Regions from separate parts of the Homo sapiens genome. Here all the other regions are linked to region 1. A link is a contact called in ENCODE Hi-C data. All regions are on one chromosome and are shown on one strand. The core of a region is the stretch at or near the end of the contact, and the rest is flanking DNA. Distances in the headings are between cores, read along the strand shown. Region 1 overlaps SEMA4D (semaphorin 4D). Region 2 has its middle 28 kb from the start of SYK. Region 3 overlaps LOC124902208 (a long non-coding RNA gene).

What was found. Hi-C counts contacts between places; a loop is a spot of excess contacts on that map. Pooled maps may share reads with other maps.
Region 2: a map with no recorded cell type shows a loop between it and region 1 (2.3-fold over the local background). The contact joins two enhancer-like sites. A Hi-C loop is called at or near these places in 3 of 37 single-sample maps with no recorded cell type and 2 of 50 pooled maps.
Region 3: a pooled map shows a loop between it and region 1 (3-fold over the local background). The contact joins two enhancer-like sites. A Hi-C loop is called at or near these places in 2 of 50 pooled maps.

Annotation. Positions count from the first base shown.
Region 1 is chr9:89,418,104-89,420,803 of GRCh38, reverse strand. The region is part of intron 2 of SEMA4D (semaphorin 4D); the gene reads left to right. Among named protein-coding and RNA genes, the nearest start is that of SEMA4D, 79 kb to the left of the region's middle. RefSeq lists an enhancer at 65-214. Within about 2 kb of position 1,428, at least 7 of the 41 ENCODE cell types and tissues checked have a DNase peak (open chromatin) inside an H3K27ac peak, as active enhancers do.
Region 2 is chr9:90,772,786-90,775,590 of GRCh38, reverse strand. No RefSeq gene overlaps it. Among named protein-coding and RNA genes, the nearest start is that of SYK, 28 kb to the left of the region's middle. RefSeq lists an enhancer at 825-884. Within about 2 kb of position 1,435, at least 4 of the 41 ENCODE cell types and tissues checked have a DNase peak (open chromatin) inside an H3K27ac peak, as active enhancers do.
Region 3 is chr9:91,196,714-91,199,413 of GRCh38, reverse strand. It overlaps LOC124902208 (a long non-coding RNA gene), which reads right to left. Exons shown (of 2, transcript XR_007061660.1): 2 at 1,020-2,700. Among named protein-coding and RNA genes, the nearest start is that of LINC02937, 35 kb to the right of the region's middle. Within about 2 kb of position 1,438, at least 25 of the 41 ENCODE cell types and tissues checked have a DNase peak (open chromatin) inside an H3K27ac peak, as active enhancers do.

The sequences.
Region 1 (2,700 bases), core at 179-2,678:
GCCCAGAGAGGCTCAGTAACTTCCCTCAGGAACACACAACTTGGAGAAGCCAGGACTGGAACCCAGGTTCCTCTGATTGCAGAGCCCCTTGCTCTTGCTTCATCCCACTTGTCTTCTCTGTGTGCTGAAGAACACCAGGTCCCTGCTTAGGGAGTACGCCCAGAAGGCGAGGTCATGTCTGCAGGATGGAGGCCAGATGAAGGCGCTGCCAGTGGCTCTGTCCTTCTGCCATCAGCGACCACTAAATACCTGTTCGCAAGGCCTGGGCGTTGGAGCCCCACACTCTCCTGCACTAGAGGGGGTGCACCAGGAGAGGATGTGAAGGCCATGAGAGGGAAATGCTTCTCTCTCCTAATTAATTTCATTGCTTTTTGATGAACAGGCCATTGGATTCTTTTTACCTGTGCTGTCAGGAGTTGGGAGATATGAGTTAAAACAGCATGATGAGTAATTACATGAGAAGTGTGGGTTTGCATTTTTAAGCCAGGTAACTCATAACTGTGGGGTTGCACGCTGAGAAAGAAGAAACAAACCGTGTATGTGTAGGGTGAAGGCAACGCGGGGTTGGGGCCTGGGCAATTCACTAAGAAAGGAAGTGTGTTCCCACTCAGGAACCTTGGGGCTGGCAGCTGTTTTTGGAGGCTAGATATGAACCCCCAGCTGGGAGGCAGGACACAAGGATGCTGGTGTTCAGGTGGAGTTGTTGGAGGCAATTGAGATGAGAACCCAGACCTGCTGACATTTGTTGTTGGATGCCACAAAATTACCGTGAATATGATACGTGTCTTAAACCACAGGATGAGCAGTTCTGGGTCTTTATTAAAGTGACAAAGGCTTATTTCATTTCTAAAAAATAGAAGTTTTTCAGGTGTTTTTTTGTTTTTTTTGAGACGGAGTCTTTTTCTGTCACCCAGGTCAGAGTGCAATGGCGCGATCTTGGCTCACTCCAACCTCCACCTCCTGAGTTCAAGCGATTCTCCTGCCTCAGCCTCCCAAGTAGCTGGGATGACAGGTGCGCACCACCACACCCAGCTAATTTTTGTATTTTTTTTTGATAGAGACGGGGTTTTGCCTTGTTGGTCAAGCTGGTCTTGAACTCCTGACCTCAAGTGATCCACCCGCCTCGGCCTCCTAAAGTGTTGGGATTACAGGCGTGAGCCACAGTGCCTGGCCAGTTTTTTAGTTTTAAAATCCGTGATATTCACATTATTTACCTAAGCCTCTTATTTATGTATGAATCTCTGCCTTTGTTGCCTTCAACTGTTTTTTGGCACAGTCTCTGGGCGGCCACTGTCCCCTCTCCCTCCCGTGTGACAGGAAGGCCTCGTGGAAACAAGTGATGTGGCACTTTGCAGGTGCCCACAGTAGCGTGGACTTTCCCTCTTTGCTTGTCCAGCAGTTGTGCCCAAATGCTCAGCCCTGCCCCAGGAGTTTCAACAGGAAATGTCGGTGTCAGGTCCTGGGTGGATGTGGCCTTTTCCAGGATTCTCATAGCTGCTCATGTGAACCTACTTTTGCTTATAAAATTGGCCGTAAGAGCCATCCACTGCTGGAGGGAAGACCCCAGTATCAGTCTCTGGAAGCTCCACTACGGTGGGGCCTGATGAATCGTGATCGTTTCTGATCACTGCCCTCGCGGTTCATTTGCTAACCTCAGGTGCCTGCTCAGGGTTCAGAGGATGTGTCGGCCCCGAGGGGTGGGGGGACCGGATGTTGTGTGCCTGGATGGCCGTGTCTAAGGTTCTGCTTCCTGGGGAGGGGTGTACAGGGCGTCTGTAGAGGAGGGAGCCGTCCAGTGAGGGGCCTGGGTGGGAGGGACGGGGGCTCCTGTAGAGGAGGGAGAGCCGCCTCCTTCCCAGCTGGCTTCAAAAAAAGAGCCGTGATCATATAAGCTCTGAAAGCAAAAGGCAAACAAAAAAGAAACCCTCCTCACCACAGAATATGCTGGAGTCTGATTCCAAGGTTTAACAATTACGTGGCTCCTGTGTTAATAGAATCATGGAGGGATCAGCGTCGGCTCCTGAGCGTCTGCAGTCCTGCACGTGGCTCTGGTTTTGCGATTCTGATTCTCTTGATCTAATTGTTGGTGCTGCTACTGCACCCCACGATCCCTGTCTTGAGACTGATCTCCCACACTGCAAAGGAGTGACAGCCATGCTATGGAACCTTGCCACACCACGGTGGACACCGTTCTGTTTGGCTGAAAACCAGCCATCCAAAAATAAAGGAAGATGAACAGCTCTTTAGTGCTTGTAATTATGCCATATGTGTTTCTGCTTTTTCCTTCTTTGCCTCATGAAGATGAATTTTAAAGGATACATATCTGGAGCTAATAGACAATTAGATAGTACTTTTTTGGTTCACAGACTCTGCTAACTGGAATGGCTTATTGTGCAAGAAAGTACACCTGGTCGGGTCCTGGGGCTCATCTCTAGCACCAGGTAACGGGCTGGGCTGCCCTTCCCCTCTGTTCGTGGGTGGGTGGTTGCACAGCTCCTCCCTCCTGTCTGCCCCAGTGCTGTCTTCCCCAGCACATGCAAGCCAAGCTGATCCTGCGTCTAAGGAAGTCTAGAAGGTTTAAACTCACAATAATTTGTTTTCAGTGCCTTTCTAGGAGTGTTGCTGAGTTTAAGTGGATGCACAGTTTAAGGGCTTAAATAGCCTTGTTTCCCATTATTTTCACAGCAAAGATTTCTGAAG
Region 2 (2,805 bases), core at 186-2,685, 1.4 Mb before region 1:
CATAAAATATATATTTTCCTTAACTCAAGAGATAAGAAAGCAACTGTCTTCATGACCCAAAGCAGTATCTTTTCAAACGTTGTATTTGGCAAGATAAACATATTTAGTTTTTATAATCTCTACAGTGTATGTTCTTTGCGCTTTTCCAGTATAATACTATATATTTTATATACAGCAACAGAAATTGGCATGCATATTTTTATATGCATCAATATGTGTATGTGAATTTATACATATACTCTGTCCATACGTGTATTTCGTTTAGGTGTGAAATAGTAACAATGGCTCCTATTTCCTCAGTGTCCACTTTGTGTAGGCAACCAGGGGCTTTATATTTTCTGTCTTTAATTCTTACAAAAATTTTGCAAAATAAGTATTGTCACTCGCATGATCCAATGAGAATTTGGAGACAGGAAAGATTAATCACTCCATTGAAGGAATACCGGTAGTAAGTAGTGAAGCTGGGATTATTTCTGGAATTTCAATCCAAACCCATTAGTGGTGGCGATTTGAATGATTCTTGCACAATGGCCCTAGTGCTGTGTGGCTGTCCAGAAGGAAGGACACAGGAAGGACAAGCGCTGGTGTTGAGGCAACGTGTGGGCAACCCTTGCTAGCACATGTGTTGTTTGGTGGCATGAGGTTCTCAGTTAATATGAACCACACCTGCTCAAGCTTGTTTACTGGAGGCACTGCTCCCTCAGCAGGATCTAATGGGAATGCCCTCATTTGGTTTTGGTCACAGTCCTGAGAGTGTGACAAACCACATAAAAGGGGAACCAGGCCTCCTACCAGGTGCCCAAGGGTGTTGCAGACCAGGGCCACCTCTTTTCTTCGATGTGAGTGCTGAGAAGACTTGCTTAGCATGTGCTGCTCAAAAAATACTTGGGAGTGAATGAATAGAAAAATGGACAAATGGACTTTTCTATGGTTCAGTCATTAATAGCCCCTGCCCTCGAGCCTACCGCCCCAGCCCAGCTGCTCATGGCCTATGGAATTTCCTCCTCACTTTGACAGTTGCACTAGCTTCACATGGCCTTTTGGGAATAGCACCTGTGCTACCCTCCAGGTGAACTGCTCTGTAGGGGGCAAATGTGAGCAAAGCGTTAGGCCCAGCCCACAGGGAATGTTTCCTTGTGTGGGGCAGTGGGGTAGGCCAGGCGCAGTGTCCAGGACACATGTCCACTGAGATGGGTTGTGACTGGGGGATGGAGCTAAAGATGCTCATGAAAGCCCAGGATGCCTTGGGGACAGTGGGAGGTTTGGCCTGGGATGACTCCCCTCCTCATCCCTAGGCAGACATGTGACTTTGGGTCCCTATGTCAAGTCCTGAGAGTTTTCAGTTTCTGCATCTGCAAGGAGGAAGTTGGAGCAATAATAACCAACATTTGTTAGAACACGAAGTGTCACATACTCTGCTTACAACTTGATGTGCATTTTATTCTTTAATCTTTGGATAAGTGGCCCCAGGGATTATCGCATCTCACATATGAGAAACTGATGCTTAGAGGGGTTGACAACTTGCCCAAGATGGCACAGCTAGTACCAGCACAACGTGAGCCTGACTCCAAACCCACACTTCCTATGTGACCCTCACCATCCCGATAGTTCCAAGTGCACTTCTGACCTCCTGATTTTGCCCCTGGAGAGTGAGAGACTTTGCAACTGTAACAACCTCACTTCACCTTTTATGCAAATCTCATGTATAATTTTCATAAACTTTATTTTTTTAAAATGTAATTCCCCAGAGGCCTTCCCTACCTGACTTGGCCTTGGATGGGCAGCAGAGGGCAATGTAGTCTCAGGGAGGCACCCTCCCTTCCCCTGGGCTGGGAACTGTGAAAATCTAACCACTGCTAGCAAAAACCAGTCTCAGCTGGAAATGGTCTAATCTTCTTGGAGGGGATGTTGGAGAATACATAGCAATAGATTCAGATGAAATCCTGTCTCAGTAGGCACACTTAGAATATTGTTCCTTGGATGGCATTAGAAAGGGAATCTTTTTTTTTTTTTTTGTAATATAGAGTTCTCATTTTATTCCATGCATGAAAAGAAGAGATAAAGGTTTTGTGCTTTTCCTCGCCTCTATTAATAGAAGTTATTAACATGCCTATAATAGAAACCATTTCACCTTCGCTGGAACTGATGATGATGCTTCATGATAGCACAGTGGTGCCCTGTTGCCAAGTATTAGATATGGTCCAATGTCTCAAAAATTACCAGTCAAACGGATTTGTGAGTGTCACAGGTTGTTTTTAAGATCTTTATAATTATTATTTTTAGACTTGGTATCTTTTATATCCATACACTGCTAGGATTCAGATCTGAAAGTCAGATTGCCCTAATAAACTAGTAGGGGCTCCTTGGGTGACAAAGCCACTCTGACAGTGACTTCATTGGCTGTTCATTGGCCACATACCCTCGCCTGGTTCTCTGAAGAGACATCACATCGCAGGATGTGATGAACACTAGTTTTTATTTTCTTAGCAATATTTCATTAATTCTTGGTGTGTCGTAGTGAATAAATTACTGTCAACATCTTTTGAGCACCCAACATGCCAGAGCATTTCTAAACAAAGGCAATTGACAAAAGATGTAGAATACAAATGTTTGAGCGCTTAAGGGCTGGGTGCTTTTTAAGTGCTTTATCTGTATGACTGTGTTATGTCCTCACAACAGCCCTACAGGTATTATCATCATCCCCGTTTTACAGATGGGAAAACTCACCCAGAGGTGCTACGGAACTTGCGCAAGATCACAGAGCTATGAGAGCAGAGCAGGGAAGCAGCCCCGGATGGGCGGATT
Region 3 (2,700 bases), core at 189-2,688, 1.8 Mb before region 1:
CAAAGTGGCTCGGTGTGGTGGCTTAGGCCTATAATCCCAGTACTTTGGGATGCCGAGGCAGGCGGATCACCTGAGGTCAGGAGTTTGAGACCAGCCTGGCCAACATGGTGAAACCCCATTTCTACTAAAAATACCAGAAATTAGCTGGGTGTAGTGGTGGGCGCCTGTAATCACAGCTACTCAGGAGGCTGAGACAGGAGAATTGCTTGAACCCAGGAGGCGGAGGTTGCAGTGAGCCGAGATCATGCCATTGCACTCCAGCCTGGGCAACAAAAATGAAACTCCACCTCAAAAAACAACAACAATAACAAAACAAATAAAATGCCACAAAGCTTGTTCTTACTGAGATTCAGCCACTTTTCGTGAATGAATGCTTCTCAGGTTGTTGCAAGCTTTTGGCTAATTTCTGGGGTTCTGAAAAAGTTTTGACAATTTTTTTTTTACAATCTTTGGCGATGTTCTCATTGTTTATATGGAGGAGCAGATTTTCTGGAGGTTCTCACTGCACTATTCCCACTGACATCCCTTCCCCCTCCCCAGCTGATTCTAATGCAACCAGGTATACCATGGGCTGTTACTGGCAAGGTGTACAAGGTAGCTTTCTGACTTCTGGTACATCAAAACTGATATTTATTGAATTATTATTACAGCCCAAACTATTGACTATACCTCACTTCCCAAATGTCAGGTTTAGTTGTAGTCAAGGTAGGAGAGGATTTACTGCTGTATTGTCTTTTAAATGTCTGCTCTGAGTCTAGACCCAGGAAACAGAAATAGGCTGCTCCAGCTGAGGCTCCCCTTGCCTGGTCATGAGGTTGGATGATCTGTGAGGGATCTGTTCATTCAGCCCTTAGTTGCTAAACTAACAGCCATAAACCAAAGCAAAGCAATGCATAAATGCAGCATTCAAGTAGTAAAAATAAAAAGTATTGAAATCCCAGCACATATAGATGTCTTATGTTTTAGGACAACTTTTCTTCCACACTGTTAAATTCATGTTCCACTGTTAGACATTTAGATTATGATGACAAAATCATTTATTAATTTGAGCTTTCAGACCTTGAACAGGATTTCATGTACAGTAAGAGTTTGCTAGTAATCAAATCGAAGAGTCCTTTCCTTAAAAAAAAAAAGTAAAATGAAGATGAAATTTAATTTCCAATATATGTTAGGGAACCAGATATATTCTAGTTGGTACTAGAATGTATAATTAGCCCTTGGTGAAATTTCAGAAGACTTTCTAGGTTAAGATATTATTGAAAACAGTCCCTCTACACCAAGGCTACTTTGAGGGTAGAAGATAACGCGTGAGTCATCTCACCTCCGGCAGCACTGTTACCTCTCAGAGCTTCTCAAACACAGTGGCCATTGTTGTTACCACGGCTAATTATTAGCCTGCTCCAACAGAATTTGTGTTGATGTTACAAAAACAGTTTATGCTACACAAGCTCTTTATTCATGTAATAATTACAGCATGTTTGTCTTAAGTATTTCGCAAGTGTTCTCTTTGGATAATACTAGCAAGATTAAGTAATAGTTTCTCGCTAACAGTATTGCTCAAGAACATCAAACGTGATGGATTGGGATTTGATATATGTATGTCTTTGGCTTCTAGCGTCTTTGACTTTTTGCGTTGCTTACATATAAAATACTCTTCTTGTGGGGGTATGTCTATTGTTTCTAATGCAAATGCCAGGAACCACTTGAGCAAAATATTTGATATCAGTTTTAATGGAGAGTTTTTATAATGATCAAGAGTAATATAACCAAGCCAGCAACAACACTGTGCCAGAAGCCAGGGACTTCAAAGAGTCTTCCTTTTAGAACTCCAAAAAAAAAAAAGAAAGAAAGAAATTTATGTTTCTCCATATCATCCAACTTAATCATTGGCAATAAGTGACTTGGCAAGAAGCATGCATCACATGGTTCGAGTTCTGCATTGGAAAAGGTCAGCAGGAGGCACAGACACTGGCCTGCATTATGCAGCTGTGTACTCTGATCCCATGACACGTGCTTTGGAGCACGTTATGCAATGTTACACTGCTGATTAATGGCCGCTTGCACAAGAAGTTTTTCATTACCCCTACTGCAAGCATCCTGGGAATGATTAACTTTGTGACATAACTTTCATCATACAAATATGGAAGATTTAAACAGAATTTCAAAATAATGTGCTTCAGAAATAACAATGAGTTTTGGCTTCTTAATGCATACATGATTAAGAACTATTTTAAAGCCACTGGGTGAAATCAAGACACCTATTTGGGAGTTGCCTTTTTTTTAGGACTAGGGTTTCATGTGAGATTGGATCATGCATGAACACTCTTCTACCCTATTTTAATTTTACCTTTATTCTAGTTTGATGTTGAAGATGTCAGACGTATTTTACAGTGCTTAGCTCTTATGAGCTAAATATTGAATATACTAGTTGCTTTTTTAAACATTTTTGGAGCCACAAAGATATGACTCTTATATTGTCACACACAGTGGAAAGTTATGGTGATGCTTGTTTTTGAGTCCATGTAACTAAAAAGGTAAACAACTAAAATTCTGCATTTTGTTGAAGTTTGAATCTTAGCAGTTGAGTGCAGTCTGAAATACTGGGTGCACGAAGACTGTATTGTGATGGCAGAAAGTCAACCAAAGTAGCTTAGACGAAAGGAAACTTCATTGGCTCTCAGCCCCAAACTGTGGAAAGAC